Linked DNA regions of Homo sapiens: region 1 is linked to region 2. A link is a loop called in an ENCODE intact Hi-C map of the cell type or tissue named here. Cell type or tissue: PC-9. All regions are shown on one strand.

Region 1 (8,000 bases), 220 kb before region 2:
CAGTATTGGAAAGATAATCAAGATGGAAAATTAACCCAGAAGCATCAAGTTTAAACTGTACTATAGATCAAATGAACTTAACAGACATTTGCAAAACATTTTACCCAGCAGCTATGGAATGCACTTTTGTTGTATCTGCACATGAAACATTCTCCAGGATTGACCAAGTGCTAAAATACAAAAGAAGTCTCAAAAAATTTTAAAAAATCAAAATCATATCAAGTATCTTATATGACCACAAGGAAATAAAACTAGACATCAATAACAACAGGAACATTCAAAACTATACAAAATATATGGAAATTAAACGACATGCTCCTGAATGACCAGTGGATGAAAAAAGAAATTAAGAATAAAATTAAAAATTCCTTGAAACAATCAAAAGTAGAAATACAAAAAAACGAAACTTATGGAGCATGGCAAAAATAGTATTAAGAGGCAAGTTAATAGCAATAAGCCCCTACATAAAAAAACTGGAAAGATATCAAATAAGTAACCTAACAATGCATCTCAAAAAACTAGAAAAGCAAGAACAAGCCAAACCCAAATTAGTAGAAGTGTTACATGATCTTTGGGGTGTTCATTTTCTTTCCAGAAACCTCTGTGGCTGGTGGCACCTTTGCCTGAGTTCCTGTTCTGCATCCAGAAAGAATAAGGTACACAGACAAGTGAAGGGTGAAGACGATGAAGAAGAGCTTTATTTAGTGTTAGAAGAGCTCAGAGGAGACCTGTAGTGGGTTGTTACTCTCTGTAGGCAGATCATCCCTTGAGTATTCAGCTCTCAACAGAGAGGGGGCCCTGGAGAGGGTGGCTCCTCTCTGCAGGCAGGGTGTTCGGATGTCTGCTGGTCTTTGAAGCTCTCGCAGAAAGGGTAGCTTCTCTCTTCGAAGCTCTTGCAGAGAGGGTAGCTCCTCTCTGATGTGAAAGATAGAGAGATGATGAGGAAAAAGGACATGTTTTTTTTCTTCCCTAATAGATGTTACTAACAAATGAACATTGTAGTTAGATTCTATTAGAAACCTCATAGAGTAAGATACCCATTTGATTTAAATGACAACATTTATCATATACCTAAATTTTTATCTCTTGAAACTATGCAATGATGATAAAATTATTAGATGTCAGTTTAAAACATGCTTGGGAAAAAGTAGTTTTTCAAAATTGTTAAGATACTTGTCAGAGATAAATAAAATTTTGGAAAATTACTTTCCCAGACCTCTGCAACATTTGTGGGAGTTAAGGAAGAATGAAGCACAGAGTTATAAATTTGGAAAATTCATGGCTAATTACACTTCATTATTAGGTAGACCTAGGGCCCAACCCTCAAGCAAAGACTCAAGGGATGTAGGCTGAACCACAAGGATTTTGTTCTCCTAATTTAGGGTGGCTCAATTTTTAGGAATGAAAGTACCTAGAACTAAAGTACATCTTGCTCAGTTTCTGACCCTAAGTTCCAAATCCAATCGCAGATCATATTACTTCAACACTTGGAAAGGCCACCAGCAGTAGTACCAGAAAAACTGAAGCAAAAATGCCTTGCTCTTCCATTACAGGATTAATCGGCATGCCATTCATAGGATGCAAACCCAGAGAATTTAACTCCAAAATGCACCTGGAATCTGACCAACAGAGAATCTGAGTGTCAGGAGATATTGAAAGAGACAAATATATCAGAAAAACACAAGTGCAGGAATTGATGAAACTAAATGTGAAACAGTAACTCTGTCCATTTTACAGTTCCTAAGGGATTATGCAACATGGCTGAGTAGAGAGGGAGAGCAAGAGATCAATCCAGCAGACTTAGATTTTCAAAGAGTTTTAAATATACAACGCTTTATTTCTTCGTCTTGTTATCATAGTAAGAAGCATTTAACTCTTGCTAAAAGGAAGTTCTGGGCCTGAGCGATCATGGACAACATGGAGACCAGTTATCCCAGACTGAGCCTGTAGCACTTGTGTCTCCTCAGTCCTGGTTAAGAAGGGCTTTCCATCTTGGGAGAGAACAGGAAACCAGAGATATAGGAAGATGCAAAATGTACAGGGCACATGGTTTTGTGTCCCGGGGGCATTGAGGCGTGATTCCTGTTAGGTATTCTCCTCACAAGAACACTGGCAGGTGCTGCCAAAGAGTCAGGGACTGGGGATCAGGGACTCTAGGCAAGCCATCCTAAGGAATTGTGAAATTATAAACTTACCTCACGATGTAAATGTAAAGAGGAAAATGTTTCATGATTGTAAACTGTAAGTAAAAGGATTTGAAAATAAATAATAAAATCCAGTAACTATTGAGTACCTTAGAGATAATCTTGTTGAAATGTCGACATTATAGAGAGTTATAGAGAGGAGAAGAGTGATGCCCATTATGTGAAGTGGAAGGTGCATATCTGAGCAAAGAGGTCTGTTGAGCCTCCTCCTTCACTTTAGAGAGGCAAATGCGTGGACTGACCCAATTTAAAAGCCCTGCTCACAACGGTTGCTAAACGCATGGGAAGTTCTCAGTTCTCTCTAAGACAAATGCTTCTGAGGGAAGGAGTTAGGGGCAGCAAGGAGAACAGCAGATCTGGGGCTCCTCACCTCAATCCAAAGTCCACCAGGGCTCCATACACTGATGCCGACAGTTGTAGTAGCAACACTTCTTGACCCCCTGCAACTCTTATCACGCCAGCGCATAGGTAAGAGAGTGAAAGGGCAGTCAAGATCAAACTCTGGGCAATATCCCGGTTTCCGTGCAGCTGGAAAAAACGCCATAGGTCAGGAGGCTGAGGCAGGAGAATCGCTTAAATCCAGGAGGCGGAGGATGCAGTGAGCCGAGATCTCGTCACTGCACTCCAGCCTGGGTGACAGAACGAGACTCCAAAAAAAAAAAAAAAAGCCGTAGGATGAGTGGGCACCAATGTGTGATTTCCAGGCCAGGTCACCCCATGGACTCCTCAGAGGAAACGTTCCCAACCCCAGCCACACCCAGGGTCGCCAGGCCCTACCTGCACTCCTCAAGACTCCAGGCTGGGTCATTCAGAGGCAAAGGAGGATGTTCACAGAGAGTAGAAAGAAGCCGCTCAGCTTCATAATGCAAGAAAACGGTGTGGGGGCACCTGGAGGCTGGACCTGTCTATGTCAGCTTTGGCGGGGCCCCATCAACAGATGGCGTTTTGACTCCCGGGGCTGGAGGTCAGAGGTGCCTCCGCTTAACCCGGAAGCACCATCTGTTTCCTTTCACCTCCAGGAAGAGACAACGTGAAACAACTGGGATGTAACTTCTGAGAGCCCTCATGGACTGCCTCCTTTCAGGGTGTTACAGAACTCTTCATCATTTTTACTTCATCCAGCAGATTTTGAGGCAATAGGACGCCATTGTCTGGATCCTCTTATGTATTCTCCAAAGAACACTGGCATGTGCTATCCAGGAATCAAGGACGGGGATCAGGGATTCTAGGCAAGCCATCCTAAGGAAGTGTGAAATTATATAAACACTCACAATGTAAATATGAAGAGGAAAGTGTTTCATTATTATAAGCTGTAGAAAATAGGAATAAAAAATAATAAAAACCCGGTAACTGTTGAGGATCTTAATGAATCTTGCTGAAATATCCTCTTTACAGAGAGGAGAAGGGTGAAGTCCGTTGTGTGAAATGGAAGGTGCATAATCTAAGCAAGGAGGTCTTGCTTCATTGTCCAGAGGCAGATCTATGGGTCGACCCAATTTAAAACCTCTGATCACAACGATTTTCTAGGGGAACATGAAGTTCTCAACTCCTTCTAAGACAATGCTTCTGCAGGAAGGTTTCACGGGCAGCAGATCTGGGGCTCCTAACCTCAATCCAAAGTCCAGCAGGACTCCATACACTAATGCCGACGTTCGTAGTAGCAACACCATTTAACCCCTTTGCAAATTTTATCCTGCCAGCACATGGGTAACAGGATGAAAGGGCAGGCAACAGAAAACTCTGGGCAACATTCAGGTTTCTGTGCAGCTGGAGAAAAATGCCACAGGGTGAGTCGGGGACACCAAGTGACTTCCAGGCATGAGGGCCAGGTCGTCGCATGGACTCCTCAGAGGAAATGCTCCCCAACTCCAGCCACAGTACGCGTCGCCACGCCCTACCCGCCACTTTTCAGGGCTCCAGGCTGGGCCATGTGGAGGAGGCAAAGGGGGACGGTCACAGTGAGTTGAGAGAGGCTGCTTAGCTTCATAATGCAAGAAAAGGGATTGGGCGCACCTGGAGGCTGGACCTGTCTATGTCAGCTCTAGCGGGGCCCCACCAGCAGGTGGTGCTGTGGCTCCGGGGGCTGGAGATCAGAGGTGCCTCAACTTGACCCGGAAGCACCAGCTGTTTTCTTTCACTTCCAGGAAGCAACCACGTGAAACAACTTCTGGGGTGTAATTTTTCAGAGCCCCCATGGATTTTCCTTTTTTCGGGGTGTTGCAGAACTGTCCTGGCTCTTCCTAATTCTTACTTTATACTGTCGAATTTTTAGGTAATAGGAGGGCATTGTTTTTCCCAGGGACTGCATCAGGACTGACCAATTTCCCTCTTCCCACTGTGTATCCAGAACATTTGAAACCGACTCCTCACAGCCATGTTCAGATAAGGGTGCATTTGAAGTGTTTACTTTTACTACATTAACATTGAAACACACACAGACAGAAAGTAAGAGCCAGATATTGATCTATTAGCAAGATAATTTCTAGATTTATGAAAAATCTAGTTCCTTGTGCACCACAGGCTTTAAGTTTAATTCGTGAAAAATTTTTCTCATTTAATTCATGTCTTAATGTCTTCATGACTGTGTCAAAACTTCACTAGTTGATAAAGTCAAAAGGCCAACTTATGGCTTACAGGACTTAAGATCATTGGTGTCCATTCATTATCTGACTAGTAAGCAAACGAAACAGGGAATTTAGTGGCTGTACACGATGCATAACACAGACTTTACAAAATTAGTCCAGGAATGTTACTAAGCAAGTATTCAGCAATAAAAACCACACAAACAAATGCTAAAGATAGATTCTGATTTCCAAAGCTGCCAAATTATATTACGTAGAAAGTACAATTTTATTTAAAAATTATGAGATGTTTAAAGAAACATGAAATACTGCCCATACACAGAAAAGAGGGGAAACAATAAATAGAAATGATCCTTTAGGAATCCCAGACAATGGCCTAGTGGACAAAGATATCAGTTATTATACTCAAAGAACTAAAGGAAATCATGGGCAAAAAGATTAACAGAAAGTATAAAAATCAGTTTCACATCATAAAAAAAATTCATGATGAATGATGAGGTTGTAAAGTAAAATCGCTGATACAGAAAGTCACAAGAGGGTCTTACCAGCAGATAGGAATAGACAGAAGAGAGGAACAACTACTATAATTATAGGTCAATTGAGATTATACACTCTGAGGAACGATAAAGAAAGAGACCTGTGTAATACAATCTAATGGAAAAACATGTGCATAATGGAAATCCCAGAAGAAAGGAGAGAGAAAGAAAGAGGCAGACAGATATTTGAAGATGTAATGGCTAAAAACATTTGATTTTGCTTTAAAACACAAATCTCCATGTATAAAAATCTCAATGAACACTAAGAAAAAACTGTAAGAGATCCACACCTAGACAATTTATAATGGAAATATCAATGACAAAGACAAAAATAAATTCTTTTTTCTTTGAAACAGTCTCATCCTGTCGCTCAGGCTGGAGTGCAATGGCACAATCTTGGCTCACTGCAACCTCCGCCTCCTGGGTTCAAGCGATTCTCCTGTCCCAGCTTCTCGAGTAGCTGGGATTACAGGTGCACACCACCACGCCCAGCTAATTTTTTGTATCTTTAATAGAGACGGGGTTTCACCATGTTGGCCAGGCTGGTCTCTAACTCCTGACCTCATGATCTGCCCACCTCAGCCTCCCAAAGTGCTGGGATTATAGGCATGAGCCACCGCGCTTGGCCGAGAAATTCTTGAAAGCAGCAAGAGATAAATAACTCAAAATGACTAATAAATAAGCTTAACAGCTGATTTATCATTAGAACCATGCAAGCCAGAAGATAGTGAGAGAACATATTAAAAGTGGTGAAAGAAATATCGGTCTACCAAGAATTCTATATCTTGGCAAATCTATCCTTCACAAGTTAGGGAAAAATTAAGGTACTCCCAGATATATGAATACTTCATGTTTTTCACCATTAGATTTCCCATACATGAAATACTGACATGATGACATATGTAGAAAACTTTTAAGAATCCACATAACTCCAAAATATTATTAGAGCTAATAAACAACTCATCAAGGTGCAGGACAAAATATCAACCTATACCTTTCAATTGCATCATGAAAAAAATCCATTTACAATAGCATCGAAAAGAATGAAATACACAGGAATTTATTTAAGAAAATAATGGCAAGACATGTACATTTGTTGAAAACAACAAATCATGATGAAAGAAATTAAAGAAGACATAAAAATAGAGAGCCATTCCATGTTTGTGGATTGAAGACTCAATATTCTTAGGCAGGCAATTTTCCATATTTTATCTAAAAACTAAATGGAATTCCTATAAAGTTACAGATGACTTTTTGTAGAAATTGACATGTTAATCCTAAAGTTCATGTGTAAATGCATAGAACCCAGAATAGCAACCACAATCTTGAAAAAGAGTGCAAATGTAGAAGACTCATACTTCCATATTTCAACACTTACGGCAAAGCTACAGTGTCAAGACAGTGTGGTACTAGCATAAGCATAGACACATATATCAAAGGAATAGAATTGGGAGTCCAAAAATCAACCATTACATTGTCAATTCACTTATCTTCAACAAGGGTAGAAAAACTATTCAGTAGAAAAAGTCATCTTTTCAGCAAATCATACTGGGAAAACTGGATATCCACATGCAAAATAATATAGTTAGAACCTTATAGCACACCAGAATCAAAAATTCCACTTCCATAATTATACCCAAGAGAACTGAAAATGTATTCACGCAAATATTTGCACATGAATGCCCATAGCAGCATTATTAATAACTAATAAAAACGAGCATCTGCGAAAAAGGAATCTGGATCTGCACCTTGAGTGGAATGCGAATGTTAATCAAGTTGGACCATAAACCTTAGTATAGATGCTAAACCTATGCAGCTTCTAGGGAAGGACATCACAGACAGAACATTTCTGCAGCCTTGGAGAAGGCAAAAGTTCTTAGATACAATAATATTCATATTAAAAGGAAAATGAATATGTTTGATTTCATCACACTTTAAAACTTTAGCTCTTCCAAATACATCATCATTAAGAAACAAAACAAAACAAAACAAGCCACACCCTGGGAGAAAATTCTACTTCTAGGTATTTACCACAGATATTTAAAAATATATATTACTGTGCCTTGTACAAGAACTTATGTGATATCCTAATTCACAGTGACCCAAACTGGGAACACCAAATGTTTATCAGCAGATAAATAGAAGAACAAATGTGGAGACTCAAACAATGGAATACTATTCAGCAATAAAATGAATGAACTGCTGATACATACAAAACAGAATGAATCTCAAAAACACTGAATAACAGCGATACACAAAAGGTAATGTTATTCCATAAATTCATTATGTAAGGATTAAAAACAGGTGAGTTATGAGTTTCTAGAAGTCAATATATTATTTGCCCCTGAAGAACTGGGACTGAATTTGAAAGGAGCATAAGGCAAGATGAATGTTCCATACGTTCATCTAGGCGTTGTGCAATCATATGTATGTGTTTGTCAAATCTCATTCAAGCAAATACATAAGATCTGTGCTTTTCTTTATATGTATTTTACCTCCTTTTCAAAGAAGGCATAATAAAAAATTATTTTATTATTATTACTTCCAAATTTGTTGTCCTGGCACTTTTTTTTTTTTGAGCACTGGGGTTGAGATCATCTCACTCAATATCTTTAAGCACGTCTATGAGATGGTTATTATTATCCCCACGTTAAGGTGAAGGAACTCTGCATCAGAGA
Region 2 (8,000 bases):
AGAAGGCTCATGTGTATCTAAAGTCTGGCCCTCTTAAAAATCCGTCACCTTGTATTCTGGGCTATTTAATAGATTCTCAAAACATGTATCATCTTATTGCCAAGGAATTTAAAACACAGACACACACAGACACAAACCACACAGAGCCTCCCTCTCTCTTCTCGGCACAATGGTAAAATGTTACTGAAACTGACAAGTGACCTTCCCTTAGCTCAACCATGTTCATGCCAGCACTCAGGCATTCCTGGGGTGGCACCTACAAAACATCATCAATACCAAGAGCAAAAACTAAAAGTTAGTAAAAAGTTAGTATCAAGAGAAAAGGAATTAGGAAGAAGAAAAGTAGCACTGTTGAAGAAATGTTTACGTCCAATGAAAAAAACACTCTCATACATTAAAAGACTTACTATAATACCTACCATTTTTGAGCATTTACACATTAAATATTTTACACATACAATCTCATATCATCTTGACAAAACTACAAAATAGGAACTTTGGTGCCCCATTTTTTCAGACAAGGAAACTGAGGATCAAAAAAGAAAGAACCTGACCAAGGTGACGTAGTCTGTAAGACCCTGAGCAAAGTTTCAAGCCAAAGACTGATGCTAAAAATCAATGTTCACTCCACTACTCCTTTGTCCTTCTCTTGCCCTTACTCAGAGATAGGGTTCCAACAAAATCAAATGTTTTCAGCTTTAGTTTTGGGGTGCATAACTGGACTAATGCTGTCTGAAACTCTCATGTGATGCTGACTGTGAGTGGCAAGCATACACCAACACAATACTCTGATGATAGATGTTTAAATCCTGAAGGGATCAGAAATTGGACAGTAAGGCTACCGTGGTAAAAGAAGTGTTAAAATACTTGCAGTACTTTATGTCCTAATTACTGTACTTGCAAATGCCATAATCTGAGTCAGTGAGAATAAGACAGATAACACACAAGGGAGACAATGTTCTAACAACCCCTTTCAAACTGCAGATGGAAAGAAAATAGGCTCTGAGTCAAGAATTCCTATCTTATGCAGCTCTGAAATCAGTATCTGATGGACGGTGTTGAAGTAAAATCATTTTGACAACAGCCTAGCCTTTCACCTGATTTCAACATGAGGAAACTCACAGCAACAATAGGTGCCTTCATGAAACTTAGGACTTTCTGAGGAACTATAAACACATAATGTTTTTACCACAAAATACTATCTCAGTAATTTAACTAAAACATGTCTCTTAGTTGCCCTAACTTAATTATGTCATTATGCTTTAAAATTCTGTTTCAAAGAGATTAATGTGGCTGTTGCTCTGGGAGAAAAATTAGAATCTTATGCACTAAGTACAAGTTTTAAAGAGGAATCATCATCTCACTCCCTTCAATTCACTGAATCTAATTTGAAGGCTTGGTCAGGGGAAACATTCTTTCAATTAGTAGTCCAAGTTCTGCCTCCCATTGACCTATTAAGCCTGGAGATGAGGAGGGGTGACCAGGGCTATGCATCTCTTGGGAATGTGGTAAGGACAAGAAAACCATGACATTATCGCCAATGAATCCTGAGAGGAAGAACCGCCGCATGTCAAATCTTTAGTGGATGAGTACATGTTACTGCAAGTGGCCATCCTTTGGCTTGTCATTTCCTCATGAGGGGCAAAAGCATTTAACTGCTAAACTACAAGTCTGTGCAAATCAAGCTACTTCAGTTGCTCCAAAATGTTTTTGTTATCTTTGCCACTAAAAAAAAAATATTTTTTTGCTTTCAAATATATACTTTTTAAATATTTAATAATGTTGTGAAAGCTTGGATTCTTTCTACATCAAGTATAAAATTAATCCTTTCCATTTTATTTTATTTTATTTTATTTTGAGACAGTCTTGCTCTGTCACCCAGGCTGGAGTGTAGTGGTACGATCTTGGCCCACTGCAATCTCCGCCTCCCGGTTTCAAGAGATTCTCCTTCCCCAGCTTCCTTAGTAGCTGGGATTACAGGCACGCCCCACTACACCCAGCTGATTTTTTGTATTTTTAGTAGAGATGGGGTTTCGCCATGCTGGTCAGGCTGGTCTCGAACTCCTGACCTCAAGTGATCCACCCACCTCGGCCTCCCAAAGTGCTGAGATTACAGGCATGAGCCACCACATCCTGGACCGTTTTCATTTTAGCTCTAAATATTAACACCCTATTTCATAATGATCAAATAAAACAGAAGAAATTCTTCTGCTTTAAAAAAATGGTTGCTTGAAAACGGATAATGGTGAAACTATTCTTCTGCATATTAAGATAAAAGAAAGAGAAAATATATAATTTAATATAAAAGAGAAAATATGCAAAAAATTCCATCATTTTCACAGTACTACCAATTGTATTCAGTGCCACCAGTATATTATTTTGGATGACATATGTGAGTAATACCAAAATTAACAAAACCCACAACCACACAGTGACAATTTTAACAATTTAACAATTTTAACAAATCTCCAGAAGCTAAAAGATCAAGTATCAAAAATTGGTAAAGATAGACAAATGAAAGACAATTAGCAACTGATTGCTAATTACAGATTCCTGCACCAAACAATTAGAAAATACATTATTTTTAAGACACACAAAGCACATTTAATGAAAATTAATAACATGTTAGGCCACAATGTCTCAAAAAATAACAAAGAATTGATATAACAGACCACACTCTTCAACCACAATTCTATAAATTAAAAATTTTAAATAAGCAGTTTTTAAAAATCATACATTTGCTATTAAAAAACACTTCCGAATAACTCATGGGTTAAAAAATAAATGTGTATAGCACAAGCACTACACACTGGAAAAAAATATTTACAATATACCACATATGAAAATGTATGGAATACAGCTAAAACAGAACTAAGAGAAAAAGTTACAATGTTGATTAAATGTATTAGTAAGCAAGAAAATTAAAAAGCTAACTATTCAAATTAAAAAAAGACAAAACAACATTAATTAAAGAATTTTTTTTAAATAAAACCTCTTAAACTAAAAATAAACCAAAACTTATTTAGCCTGTTAAGGGGTATCGACCAAATTCTGCTGCAAAATCAGACTCCATGGTAAAAAATCCCAAGAATTTTCTTTAAAGTGAGCAACAAGACAAGAATGTCCACTACCAGCTCTACTATGCAACACTGTATTGGAGGTCTTAATAAGAAAAAAACCTTGGCCAGGCTTGGTGGTTCACACTTGTAATCCCAGTACTTTGGGAGGTTGAGGAAGGAGGATTACCTGCACCCAGGAGTTCCAGACCAGCCTGGGCAACACAGGGAGATCCCATCTCTATAAAAAAAAAAAAAAAAAAAAAAAAAAAAAAATCACAGGTGTGGTGGCACATGCCTGTGGTCCCAGCTACTCAGGTGGCTGAGGCAGGAGGATTGCTTGGCCCCAGGAATTCAAGGCTGCAGTGAGCTAGGATCGCGCCACTGCATTCCAGAGTGAGACAGTGCCTCAAAAAAAAAAAAAAGAAGAAGAAGAAGAAGAAGATTATATATAAAGATCAAAAGGAAAAACTATAATCATAATTCATAGACAATAAGACTGTCTCCATTTTTTTAAAAAGGCAATCTCCATAAAACCTGTTACAATGAATAAAACAGTCCATAAATATCTACAGTAGTTGTCTATAGAAGAAAAATGTTAGAAACAAAAGTTTTTTAAACTATGCCATTTGTAATAGCAACAAATAAGTATCTAAAAATAGATTTAACAAAAAGCTCTAAAACATCTTTGTTGGTACAATTATAAAATTATCTAAGAATATAAAAGATAGACCAAACAGATTGAAAGATAAACCATGTTCATGCATAGAAAGAATTAACACAGAGATGGCAATTCTGCCTAATTAATCTGTGTATCCAATGCAATTAAGTCAAAATTCCAGTAGTATTTTATAAAATTTGATATACTGATCCTAAAATTTATATGGGAGAGGCCGGGTGCAGTGGCTCACGCCTGTAATCCCAGCACTTTGGGAGGCTGAGGTGGACGGATCACGAGGTCAGGAGATCGAGACCATCCTGGCCAAAACAGTGAAACCCTATCTCTACTAAAATACAAACCATTAGCCAGGTGTGGTGGTGCGTGCCTGTAGTCCCAGTTACTTGGGAAGTTGAGACAGGGGAATTGCTTGAACCCAGGAGGCAGAGGTTGCAGTGAGCTGAGATCGCGCCACTGCACTCTAGCCTGGTGACAGAGCAAGACTCCATCTCAAAAAAAAAAAAAAATTTGTATCGGAGAAGAGTGATATAAATTTCAAGAAGTAATCTGTGATGAAAAGAAAAATAAGGGGATGGGAAATCTATTGCAGACAAATAGTCAAAGAAGGACTGAGAAGGTGACAGGATCAAAGACCTGGATAGAGGGAGGAAGCAAGTCTTTCAGATGGAAAAATAAAACAGACTACTAGAGCTCATATTGTAAACAAAAACAAATTCCTGATCTATATCAGGAATATATATATTTTTACTGTTATTTACTGTAACATAAGCCTTAGTCCTGGCTCCCAACAACTTGACTTAAAAAAAAAAAAAAAAATATATATATATATATATATATGTATGTTCTACACAAGAACTTTCAAATCAGTTCTACACAAGAATTATTAGGTTTTTTAAAAAATTTATTCAGTTATTCAAGTAAGGCCATTTTAGCTGATTACAGTTTAAAAACTATATGCATGGTACCATGCTACAGAAAAAGAACACCAATTGTGTCAAGTCCACTGAGAAATCTGGGAAGGGAGAGAAAAAGTGACTATTTTGAGATGTTTTGGCTGACTTCTTATTTGAACTTTGCCAAGTATGAGGTATCCAATCTCCCAACTAAATAAAATAAAGACATTGCCCTAGTGTCACTGCGGTTACTTAAAATACACTTAAGAATGAATAAGTAATGGTCTTGTTCTAGCATAAAGGCTACTTTTATATAAAGGGGATTTGTGAACTCAAATGGGAACACGATTATAACCCATTAACTTAATACAGAGCTCCCTCTGCTGGCCCAGAGAATGCACAATGATCCTAACACTGACACAGACCCTCTCATGTCACTTCAATAATGTGTCCTGCTGTTTGGGGAGGTAAACAAGGCTATTCTAGAGCCCTTATTCAAAAACAAAAACAACAACAAAAACAAGAACATATCTAGACAAATAGAAGAAGCCTTCCAAAATCCCCAATCTAATATTTTATCCAGACAGAGGTTTTCCAAGTAACGTGGACCATGGTTTGCCTCTTTCGTTCTCACATGTATGCTTGAGGCCACTTAAAATCAATCAAATCCCACCTTAATCCCTTCTCTCCAACTGCAATCTGACTCCTTCCTATAGATTCAGATACATACATCCAAAACAAATTCCCTCAGAGGTAACAATATCATTAGCTTATCAGAGGCATGCTCCCTTTGAAAACCATCTGTCCTTTCTTTCTGGAAATACTGAGGACATATGTAGAGTAACTGGTTATCAAAATAACCAGCAAGGAGAAGTACATTACTACAAGCTGAGACTCACCAACACATGATCTGTAACATAAGCCTTAGTCCCAGCTCCCAACACTTGATAAAGGGGCTCTGCTAGAAGTAGTATAATCTAATGATTCAGAACATAACCACTGAAATCAAACATATCTGGGTTCAAATCTTGGCTTCTCTATTACTCATTATATAATCACAAGTATGTTACTTAATCTCTGCAACTGGGTTTCAACTGCTATTAAACAGGGAATGGTTCAATTTACCACACAGCATGGTTGTAATGATCAAAATATGTGAAATGCTTAAAGGATAAATCACAGTGTGTGGTATATATTAAGTGCCTAATCACTAATAATTATTATTAGCAGTTATAACATCTATCCTATTGAGTATAACACATAAGTTACATATAATAAATAATTGGGAGGCCGGGCGCGGTGGCTCACGACTGTAATCCCAGCACTTTGGGAGGCAGAGGCAGGCGGATCACAAGGTCAGGAGTTGGAGACCAGCCTGCCCAATATGGTGAAACCCCATCTCTACTAAAAACATAAAAATTAGCCAGGTGTGGTGGCATGCACCTGTAATCCCAATCTCAGGAGGCTGAGACAGGAGAATTGCTTGAACCCAGGAGGCAGGGGTCGCAATAAGCCGAGATCGCACCACTGCACTCCAGCCTGGGCAACAGAGCAAGACTCCGTTTCAGAAAAAAATAAATAAACAAATAAATAATTGGGAAGTCCTAGCCAGAACAACCAGGCAAAAGAAAGAAATAAAATGCACTCAAATAGGAAAAGAAGAAGTCAAACTATCTCTCTTTACTGACAATATGATTCTATACCTAGAAAATCCTAAAGACTCTGTCAAAAGGCTACTAGAATTGATAAGCACATTTAGTAAAGTTTCAGGATAAAAAAATGTACAAAAATCAGTAGCATTTCTATACACAAACAATGGCCAGGCTGAGAGTGAAATCAAGAACACAATCCTACTTACAACAGCCACAAAGAAAATGAAATATCTAAGAATACAGGTAACCAAGGAAGTGAAGGATCTCTAGGAGAACTACAAAACACTGCTGAAAGAAATCAGAGACAACACAAATAAATGGAAAAACATTGTATGCTCACGGATAGGAAGAATCAATATAATTAAAATGTATATACTCTCCGAAGCAATTTACAGATTCCATACTATTCCTATAAAATTGCCAATGACATTCTTCACGGAACTAGAAAAAACTATTCTAAAATTTATATGGAACCAAAAAGAGCCCAAATAGCCAAAGCAATCCTAAGCAAAAAGAACAAAGCCAGAGGCAGTGCACTACCTGACTTCAAACTATAAGACTATAGTAACCAGAATGCTGTTCTTGTACTGGTACAACAACAGACACATAGACCAATGGAACAGAATAGGAAACTCAGAAATAAACCTGCACACCTACAACCAGCTAATCTTCGACAAGGCCAACAAAAACAAGCAATGGGTAAAGGACACCCTATTTAATAAATGGTACTGGCATAACTGACTAGCCATATTAAGAAGATTGAAAGTGGATCCTTATCTTTCACCATATATAAAAATTAAGTGAAGATGGATTAAAGATTTAAATGTAAGACCTCAAACTATAAAAATCCAAAAAGAAAACCTAGGCGATACCCTTCACAACATTGGCCTTGGCAGAAAGTTTTTGGCCAAGTCCTCAAAAGGAATGGCAACAAAAGCAAAAATTGACAAGTGGGACCTAATTAAACTAAAGAGCTTCTGCACAACAGCAAAAGAAACTATCAACAGTGTAAACAACCTACAGAAAGGGAGAAAATATTCACAAACTATACATTCAACAAAGGTCTAATATCCAGAATCTATAAAAAAAAAATTTACACAAATCAACAAGCAAAAAACAATTCCATTAAAAAATGGGCAAAGGACATGAACAGACACTTCTCAAAAGAAGACATACAAGTGGCTAACAAATACATGAAAAAATGTTCAGCATCACTAATCATCAGAGAAATCCAAATCCAAACCACAATGAGATATCTCATACCAGTAAGAATGGCTATTACTAAAAAAAAGGTCAGAAAACAACAGATGCTGGTGAGGCTATGGAGAAAAGGGAATGGTTATATACTGTTGGTAGGAATGTAAGTTAGTTCAGCCACTGTAAAAAGCAGTTTGCTAATTTCTCAAAGAACTTAAAACACCAATCCCATTACTGGCTATATACCCAAAGGAAAATAAATCATTTTACCAAAAATGCACATGCATTCATACGATGAGTTGACCACCACACTATTCACAATAGCGAAGATATGGAATCAACCTAGGTGCCCATCAATAGTGGACTGGATAAAGAAAATATGATACATATACGCCATGGAATACTACGCAACCATCCGTGTAAGCAGCCATAAAAAAAGAATGCAATTAGGCCAGGCGCAGTGGCTAACGCCTGTAATCCCAGCACTTTGGGAGGCCATGGCGGGTGGATCATTTGAGGTCAG

What was found. A loop is a pair of places that touch in the nucleus more often than their neighbours do. Peaks named below come from ENCODE experiments on the same cell type or tissue, not always from the same donor. Only the 100,000 strongest peaks of a DNase experiment are listed, where the experiment ranks them.
Region 1: a loop joins it to region 2, with 13 times the contacts of the local background. A loop is called at or near these places in 5 of 110 quality-filtered maps.

Annotation. Positions count from the first base shown.
Region 1 is chr20:45,226,008-45,234,007 of GRCh38, reverse strand. It overlaps LOC105372630 (a long non-coding RNA gene), which reads right to left and starts at 3,171. Exons shown (of 3, transcript XR_936763.3): 1 at 2,982-3,171; 2 at 2,575-2,732. In PC-9, CTCF peaks have their summits at 4,064 and 4,266 (motif pointing right); a DNase peak (open chromatin) is centred at 4,267; H3K4me3 peaks cover 546 bases.
Region 2 is chr20:45,008,281-45,016,280 of GRCh38, reverse strand. The region is part of intron 9 of STK4 (serine/threonine kinase 4); the gene reads right to left. Among named protein-coding and RNA genes, the nearest start is that of STK4, 46 kb to the right of the region's middle. In PC-9, CTCF peaks have their summits at 4,798 and 4,997 (motif pointing left); DNase peaks (open chromatin) are centred at 1,040, 1,430, 3,140, 3,410 and 1 weaker place; H3K27ac peaks cover 4,665 bases.